2 separate regions of the Homo sapiens genome follow, and region 1 is linked to region 2. A link is a contact called in ENCODE Hi-C or POLR2A ChIA-PET data. All regions are on one chromosome and are shown on one strand. The core of a region is the stretch at or near the end of the contact, and the rest is flanking DNA. Distances in the headings are between cores, read along the strand shown.

Region 1 (4,486 bases), core at 359-2,858, 460 kb before region 2:
GTGCTGCCAGAGCCAGCTTCATGCTCCCAGGTTTCTGTGAGTCCCATTCTTCTGAATAGACTTGAAATGACTCTCACTTGGTAAACAACCTGCGGCCACCTGGCTTTTAGTTGTAACTATTCTAACTCATGGGGGGAAATGTAGTTTCTGAAAAAAGTAGGGAAAAAAAATCAGTGAACAAACGTTATTTTGGGACACAGACAATAAAACTAATAAAGCATCTTTCATTCGCAAAGTACACATTACAACATTTTTAAAGGATAAGATAATAGACCTTAAAAAGAGCATATTGAAGCAAAAATGTGGTTAAACAGCTTCCATACATTTGTCTTTGTAAAATAAACATTTGCTCCCCGTAAAGCCACCCTACAAATGAAAAAGCAGTGGTCATGTAATAAACCAAAATGTTTGTAAAGCAAATGAAAGAGACCACGTATCAGCAGATGTGCTCAAGGCAGCACCGGGTGGTACGAGGAGCCCGGGGCGGGCACAGGGGGAGTGGGACATGCTATGTGGACCACTCCACTTCCACCCACGTGGAAATCAAAGCAAACTTCACATGACTTCTAGGCCAGCTGCGTTTATTTATTTATTTTAAGATCAGCTGAATTTAAGACTGAAAGGCCAGCTGTGTTTAATACAGCAGCACTGGCGGGAGAGAGATAAGGCTTTGGTCGTACCACAGAGTGATCGTGAAAAATAAAGGACCTTACCTCCAAGCATCACCACCTAAGAAAGCAGCTCCTTCAGACAGTATAAAAAGAACTTGCCTTTATTTCTGGGGGCCCAACAGTGCTCACACCCACAGTTCAACAGTGACAGGAATGCAAAAGTCCTTTCCTTTGCATAAACAAGAAATTCATGATGGGGTTATTTTTTCCATACAGAGACCAGCTCATTATTTTTAAAATGCATCTGCCTCGGAAATTTACACAAAATAGGACTACAAGGTGCCAAAGTGATGTGGGTACTTGCAAGAGAACTTCACAGAACTATGAAACTTACTGAAATGAGTACAAGAAATAAAATGCTAAACGAGGTCAGTCAAGTACAAATGCTGCTTGTTAAGGATTTTAGAAGTCTGTGTTCTACTCTAAACATGGAAGATCTCATAGTTGCTAAATACTAAGAACTGTACAAAGAAAAAAGTCCACTGCATGTTTTTCCCAACTTCAGAGTCGACGCAAGCTGTACGACTTTGAATGGTTTGGGAGAGTTTTTATGCATGCTCCTGGAAAGAAAATATGAATTTTCCAAACCCACCCTCCTAAACTAGAGGCAGCTCAACTAAGAAAAACCCCTGACTCTTGCAGAAGCCTCTTACTGCTGTCACGGGGGCATCACTCACTCTGTGCTCCCAGAAGACCACCCACGCAACTGAGGTTCCGCCACCATTTCTTCCATTAGCATGATGCAGAACAGGCCAGCTCACCTCCTACATCAGAAAATGCCACGGACATGTCCCATGACTGACCTTGCAGAGGCAGGGCCTGTGACAAGAGACCAGCAAATGGCAACATCCAAGCCCCATTGCCTGCACCCCTCCGAAAGCAAAGGAGGGCACCTCCCGGCGTGGCCCAGCTGGTGCGCTGCAGCCTCACACGAAGAAAGTCACTGTGCGGCTCCCCAGACAGAGAATAAGCCTGGGACTAATGCAGCCACGGATTGACAGTGGCATGAGTTCTATTATTACCCCATTATCACTCTGGGATCTGTGCCTAAATGAAGCATGCTTCCTCCCTGATGCCATTTCCTTTTATCCTGGCTGGAGACTAAAAGCGGATCAATGGGGGCAATACATATGATGTCACTTCAATTTACAGCCACGGCCTCCCCCTCTCCAGTCTGTCTGAAACACACAGAAAGATCAATTCTTCCCAAAAATGGTTAAAAAATGCTTAGGGAGCATTCTTCTTCCAGAAAAGCATTCTCTGCTATATTTGTCTATGTTACTACGCAGGGAACTGTTTACATGGAACAAAAACAGAAGAAACGGTGGGGGTGGGGGAAATCTCAAATTCTGTATGCTGGAGACTTGCTGGCTGAAATTCAACACAAGCAGGGTCCTTTGAAAGTCACATGCAGGCGGCCTTCGGGCAGGGGCACAATAGAAACCAGTTTTCTTTTGCCCCTTGGATTAAAAAGGTGATCCCACTGACATAAAATATCTTTCATTTTTATCAAGTTCCCCCAAAGGCTGACAAATCCCCTTTCACTCTTCCCAGAAAACACACCCACCACCTTAGCAGACCCTCAGGTTGCCCCTTCAGTCCACAGGAATGGGAGGAAACAGCTTCTAATCACACAGTGCCCTCATTAAAGGAGACAGAAAGCTTGGCTACAGGACACGAGACAGAACTTATAAACTAAGTCATCTTCCAGACTCGGCTCTGAACCAAATAAAACACAGTGAAAATCTATACGCTGCATAAATTTTCACATGGTGCTTTTTGCCAATAAGGCAAAATTAAGATATAATCAATGAAGTTCCTCAAAACAAAACCAAGAGTTCTCCCTCCTCATAATCCAAAAAGAAACAGAAAACGTTCAGAGCCACAGAACCCAGGTGCAGTCACCCCTTACTGCCCACACACTAGCCAGGCCACAGTCTTCAATAAATGGTCTTCTTCCATCTGTTACTTTTTAAATGATAAACATTTCTAAGAAACAAAAGTAGACAACTTAATAATACATACACATATCAGGTGTCTGCCCAAGAGCCTGCCTACTAGGATATCATGACAGAAATGAAATATATTTATTCTAAATTAGTAATTTGTATAATGGAAAAATACAATTGGTTTGAATTGCTGCTGAAAACACAATTCAGAAAAGAAAAACCTTTATATGTTGAAGCAAAAACTTAACATATTTTAAAGAATTGCCGAAACTTACAAGTAGAAGTCTCTACTGTTCACATTATTTGTGGGGCATAAAATTGGATTTGCCAGCAAAGGAAGCCACCAAATAATTAAGAGGAAAAAAATTTTCTTCAAAATAAAGAAAATCAATCAATTGGTGCATATTTGTCTAGCAGAATCAGTTATTTCTGATTATCAAACATCTTTAGGGAGTATGTCTATAAACAAATTTTGGAAAGAAAATTCAAGTAGCAGCAAATATTCATATAGCTCATTTTATACAAAGAAAAGCATATTTATTAGATTTTTGGGAAATTCTAATAGTTACAGTTCAAAAAGATTACTACAAACTTTGAGCCATGGTTTGCTTGTGGAGTTTCTAAAAGTGGCACCACAGAACCTAAAACAGACACATACCATCATTCGCAAATACTATCTGAAATAATTTACTGGCATAAATAATTCTCATGTTTCCAGATTGTAAGTGTCAAATGTTCCCGTGCTATTATTCCCCTAACTCTTGTTAAAAGCATACACTATATGCAATCTAACACAAAGCATATTATTTAAATGATGAAACATGCAATCCTCTGGTCAACTGGATCTCTTACAACCACGTGTACATTAATATTTTATGTTATTATATATGTTGGAAGCATCATAAACACTCAAATTGAAAATTTCCAAGTATTTCACAAGAGATGTGTGGGATCCTTGTGTCCACCTCCCCAACCCCAGATCCTGCCAGACCAATTACAAGGGGCCAAAGGGAAAACATTCCTGATCTATGCTTCTCAAGAAAATAATCACTCATGAAAAAGAAACTAAATTCCTAAGTGATTCTGTCTATTCACCCTGCCATGACAACAATGGCATGTTCAATATATGCCTGAATATTTCTAAAGAAATTGGAATACTTTAAAGTATCAGAATATTCCTAACTTTTCTTGTATTCACATTTTCATAAAAATTTCCTTCTTTTTGTTTCCTTAGAATTAATGCTTTTGCCACAAGTGGTAGCTCACACCTGTAATCCCAGCACTCTGGGAGGTCTAGACAGGAGAATGGCTTGAGCTCAGGAGTTTCAGACCAGCCTGAGCAACACAGTGAGACCTCGCTCCCTACCCACCCCCAAAATTAGGTGTGGTGATATGCATCTGTAGTCCCAGCTATTTGGGAGGCTGAAGTGGGAGGATCATCTGAGCCCTGGAGTTGGAGGCTGCGGTGAGCTATGATTAATCCAGTAGACTTCAGCCTGGGCAACAGAGCAAGACTCTGTATCCAACAACAACAACAACAACAACAACAACAAAAATGAATTAATGCTCTTACCTAAATTAATAACAGTGTACGTAATATACTTGTTGTATTTATCTTGAAGGAGAGTATACATTTTATAATTCTGAGTTCCTAATTTACAAACAGTGACATTTGCTAGCTCCAATTCTAGTTATACATTAACTTATAACCCCCTAAGGCCCAGCATATGAGTATACCTTTACTGTAAAAAAACGGTTGGTTGAGTATATGAATCAAAACATCCTATATGGTATGTAGCCATGCAATGGAATACTATGTAGCTATTAAAAAGAATGAGATGGAATTATTTTTGTAATATAGGAAGA
Region 2 (4,689 bases), core at 831-3,330:
ACGCGGAGTCTTACTCTGTCTCCCAGGCTGGAGTGCAGTGGCGCAATCTCGGCTCACTGCAACCTCTGCCTCCTGGGTTCAAGCGATTCTCCTGCCTCAGCCTCCCGAGTAGCTGGGATAACAGGCACCCATCACCACACCCAGCTAATTTTTGTATTTTTAGTAGAGACGGGGTTTCACCATATTGGCCAGGCTGGTCTCAAACTCCTGACCTCATGATCTGCCTGCCTCAGCCTCCCAAAGTGCTGGGATTACAGGTGTGAGCCACTGCGCCCAGCCACCCAGTGGTGATTTTTCTATAAAAGCACGGCACTTAACTCACAAAGGCTAATAGTTCCTACAGTCTAGTTACCATAAGAAAAAGGATTCACTACAAGAACAGGGTTTAAGGAAATGCAATTTGTTGCAAGCAAGCAGGCTTCTCACTAAACTCTCTATAGAAACAGTTTCTCCCTCCGCTAACCCTGGTCTTACTGGACCAGAGTCCAAGATCGTGGCAAGCTCTGTCAGGCACTAAGTAACACCTGTGGCCCTCCTTGAGCTCTAGATATAAAATGGATCTATCCATATGATTCCACTTGGGAACTGAAAACATGTGTGTATGTGAATCCTGCTTCTTCCCCTCCAAACACTCCCCATTCATTTCACATTTTCCCAGCAGGAAATTGATCTTGAGCATTGGATCTGCTTCTGCCCACTGACCAGACAGACCCAAAGCCAATATTTCTCCACTCCAGCTGGGGCTGCCCTCTGGGAAAGTCCCCTGACGCACAAAGCACCTCTTGAGTTTTAAACTTCTTGTAACTCAGCTGGCATCTGGTTCTCAAAGCATGAAGGGAGAGAAATATGGTCTGGGAGCCTTTTCCATATATATATCAGGGTGCAGTGGCTCACACCTGTAATCCCAGCACTTTGGGAGGCCAAGGCGGGCGGGCGGATCACAAGGTCAGGAGATCAAGACCATCCTGGCTAACACAGTGAAACCCCGTCTCTACTAAAAATACAAAAAATAGTTGGGCGTGGTGGCGGGCGCCTGTAGTCCCAGCTACTCAGGAGGCTGAGGCAGGAGAATGGCATGAACCCGGGAGGCAGAGCTTGCAGTGAGCCGAGATCACACCACTGCACTGCAGCCTGGGCGACAGAGCGAGACTCGTCTCAAAAAAAAAAAAAAAAAAAGAAAAAAGAATGAGGGTCTTTGCAGATCTAATTAAAGTAAGGATTAAGATGAGATGAGCCTAGATTACCTACATTAGGATGGGTCCTCCTCTGAAGCCATGCATTTTTGTACAGGTTCATGACATGGCAGGAGCCTGGAGGCCTAAGCCACCGCCATGTCGATGTCAGCCTGGGACCAGAAGGAGAGACAAACCTTTGCTGTGCTAAGCCGTGGGGATTTCAGGTTTATTTGTTGCTGCACGATAACATACGCTATCCTGACTAAACTAGACCAAGCTTGGCAATATTTTTAACCTCTCTGAGTCTCCCTTTCTTCATTTGCAAAATGTTAATTGTAATATCTATTGTAGTCAAGGCCATTTTCATCGTAGGTAACAGAAACCCATTTATTCTGCTAAAGCAGAAAGGCAATTTGTTGGAAAGCTTCAGGGGACTCTCATGAAACCTAGCACCCACTGCTTTCCTAACCCCGAGGACACACCCTTAGTCCGTCCTGGCATTGTCAGCCAATCCACTGTGTCTCCATGTCTCACACCAAGTTCCCCGGAGAAAAAAACCTGACGTCTTAGCTTGTGTCCAGTTAGCTGCAGCCATAGACCCGGGTCATATAAGACAAACGTGGCCTTGGGTTTTCTTTTTATGGGCAGGGCACGCCTCTCTCTTAGATGGGGATCGTGGGCTGAGCAGATACCCTAAAGGGTCTGCCGTGCTGGAAGCAGAAATGCTGAGGTTTCATGAAAGAGCGTTTGTTGAGATCACTGGAGACGGGGCATGGAAGGCATTCTAACAGAGTTTTGCTAACAGAGAATATGCTCTCAGCTAGTACTGTAGAGTCACAGTCCAGATCCTAGACTTCAGGTGGGGGCCCCGCCCTATGAACTGCCCTAAGACTGCCTTACTGTTCAGAGACTCTGTTTGTCCTTACTACTTCCGCCCAGGCCTGTGAGGGCCTTTCACCAAGCACAGCAAGCCCATAAATAGCTCTGTGATCACCAATGCATCAGTGGCGCTGAAAAAAGCGTGAGCTGGACGCTGCCCCCCCCTTCCTCTGGGCCTTCCAGATGCCCCGTGTGTCCACGCTGTTGTGTGCCCTGAAAGAACTTTGGCATTTGCTGAAAGGTCACCAGCTGCAATTTCAGATCATGTAGGTAACTCGAACTTCCAACATTTAAATGTAGCTGAAAGGGGCATGACAGCTGCACAGGTGCCAGCCTGGGCTGGAGGGTGGCAGAAATAGCAGGCCCTCCCTTGGATCCCTTTACGGGGGGAGCTGACTTATACATGGCACTGGCCAATCCCCCTCCCTCCTGATCCCCAAATTATCCAGGCTTCTGCTCATCCTTGACACCCACAGTGCCGGACAACCGGCGCCTCTCCAGAGATCTGCTCATAACACTGGCTTGTTTGTTTCACTTCCAATCTGTTGTGAACAGATATGTTAATAAAACATAATAAGCCGAGCGCAGTGGCTCACGCCTATAATCCCAGCACTTTGGGAGGCCAAGACAGGCTTATCACCTGAGGTCAGGAGTTTGAGACCAGCCTGCCCAATATCATGAAACCCCATCTCTACTAAAAATACAAAAGGTAGCCAGGCATGGTGGTGCGTGCCTGTAGTCCCAGCTACTCGTGAGCTGAGATGGGAGAATCACTTGAACCTGGAAGATGGAGGTTGCAGTGAGCCGAGATCGTGCCACGGCACTCCAGTCTGGGCAACACAGCGAGACTCTGTCTCAAAAAACAAAACAAACAAAAAGCATAATAAAAATAATTACAGGAGTGGCTAATAAGCACCTGCTCAACATCACTAATCATTAGGAAGATGCAACTACTCTAAGCCACAGTGAGATACCACCTCACACCCATTGGGATGGTTACTGTAAAAACAAACAAACAGAAAATAACAAGTGCTGGCAATAAGGTGGAGACCCTGGGACTCTTGCTCACTGCTGGGGAGTGTGAAATGGTGCAGCCGCTGTGGAAAATGGTGCAGCAGTTCCTCCAGAAATTAGACAGACAATTACCATATGATCCTGCAGGTCCACCTCTGGGCACATCCCCGAGAGAATCAAAAGCAGGGCCTTGAACAGATGTTTGCACGCTGTGCTCATGGCAGCATTACTCACACTAGCCCAGAGGTGGAGGCAACCCAAGCGGCCATAGAGGATGAATGGGTGAACAGACTGTGGCGTGTCCATACCAGGGAATGCTGTTGAGCCTCAGAGAGGAGGGAACTCTGACCCATGCCACAGCATGCGGGGATGGTGAGGACATTGTGCTGAGTGAAATAAGCCAGTCGCAGCAGGACAGATACTGTATGGTCTATGAGGGACCCAGTGTAGCCAAATTCATAGAGACAGCAGAATGGCGGGTGCCAGGGACTAGGTGTTGGGAGGGGGAATGGGGAGTTCTTGTTTAATGGGTACAGAATTTCAGTTTGCAAAATTTGAAATTGGGATTATGACTATAATTGGGGTCTAGAACTGTTCTATCATGCAAACCCCCATTGCCCTGTCCCCTCCCCACACCCCTACCCCTGGCAGCCATGAGAGTTATCTGTCCCCACAGGTTTGCATTCTGGAGAGTCCCCTACAAATGGAATGAGACTGTAGATACTCGCTGGAGACCACTGCTGTCACTCAGCACAATGCCTCTGAGACTCGCCTAAGTGCCACACGTGACACTAGTGTTTGTGTTGTTAATAGTATTCCATTGTGGCCGGGCGCAGTGGCTCATGCCTTTAATCCCAGCACTTTGGGAGGCCGAGGCGGGCGGATCACGAGGTCAGGAGATTGAGACCATCCTGGCTAATACGGTGAAACCCCGTCTCTACTAAAAATACAAAAACAAAATTAGCCGGGCGTGGTGGCAGGTGCCTGTTGTCCCAGCTACTCAGGAGGCTGAGGCAGGAGAATGGCGTGAACCCGGGAGGCCGAGGTCATGCCACTGCACCCCAGCCTGGGCAACAGAGCGAGACTCCGCCTCAAAAAAAATAGTATTCCGTTGTATGGCTCTCCCAGTGTGTTTACCCATTCACTGTTAAGGAGATTTTGGGTGTTTGCAGTTTCTAGTTTAACTAGAACTGCTATAAACATCTGTGTGTGGGTTTTTGTGTGAATACACATTTTCAGCATTGTTTTGCGCCATCACAGGGGAAACCTTCTTTTTTTTTGTTTTGAGACAGAGTCTTGCTCTGTCGCCCAGGCTGGAGTGCAGTGGCACAATCTCAGCTCACTGCGAGCTCTGCCTCCTGGGTTCACGCCATTCTCCTGCCTCAGCCTCCCGAGTAGCTGGGACTACAGGTGCCCGCCACCATGCCCGGCTAATTTTTTTCTGTGTTTTTAGTAGAGATGCGTGTTAGCCAGGATGGTCTTGATCTCCTGACCTCGTGATCTGCCTGCTTCGGCCTCCCAAAGTGCTGGGATTACAGGTGTGAGCCACCGTGCCCAGCCGGAGACCTTCTTAATCAGATAACATTAGCTTCAAAATGAAACCTGAAAACTAATCAACCAG

Evidence for each region. Hi-C counts contacts between places; a loop is a spot of excess contacts on that map. ChIA-PET counts read pairs that join two places held with the same protein, here RNA polymerase II (POLR2A). Pooled maps may share reads with other maps.
Region 1: a pooled map shows a loop between it and region 2 (2.9-fold over the local background). The contact joins two enhancer-like sites. A Hi-C loop is called at or near these places in 1 of 50 pooled maps. POLR2A ChIA-PET finds 5 or more read pairs at or near these places in 2 of 52 experiments (AG04450 and WTC11).

Annotation. Positions count from the first base shown.
Region 1 is chr9:95,053,395-95,057,880 of GRCh38, reverse strand. The region is part of intron 13 of AOPEP (aminopeptidase O (putative)); the gene reads right to left. Among named protein-coding and RNA genes, the nearest start is that of MIR6081, 9.7 kb to the left of the region's middle. Within about 2 kb of position 1,608, at least 11 of the 41 ENCODE cell types and tissues checked have a DNase peak (open chromatin) inside an H3K27ac peak, as active enhancers do.
Region 2 is chr9:94,597,927-94,602,615 of GRCh38, reverse strand. No RefSeq gene overlaps it. Among named protein-coding and RNA genes, the nearest start is that of FBP2, 6.4 kb to the right of the region's middle. Within about 2 kb of position 2,080, at least 6 of the 41 ENCODE cell types and tissues checked have a DNase peak (open chromatin) inside an H3K27ac peak, as active enhancers do.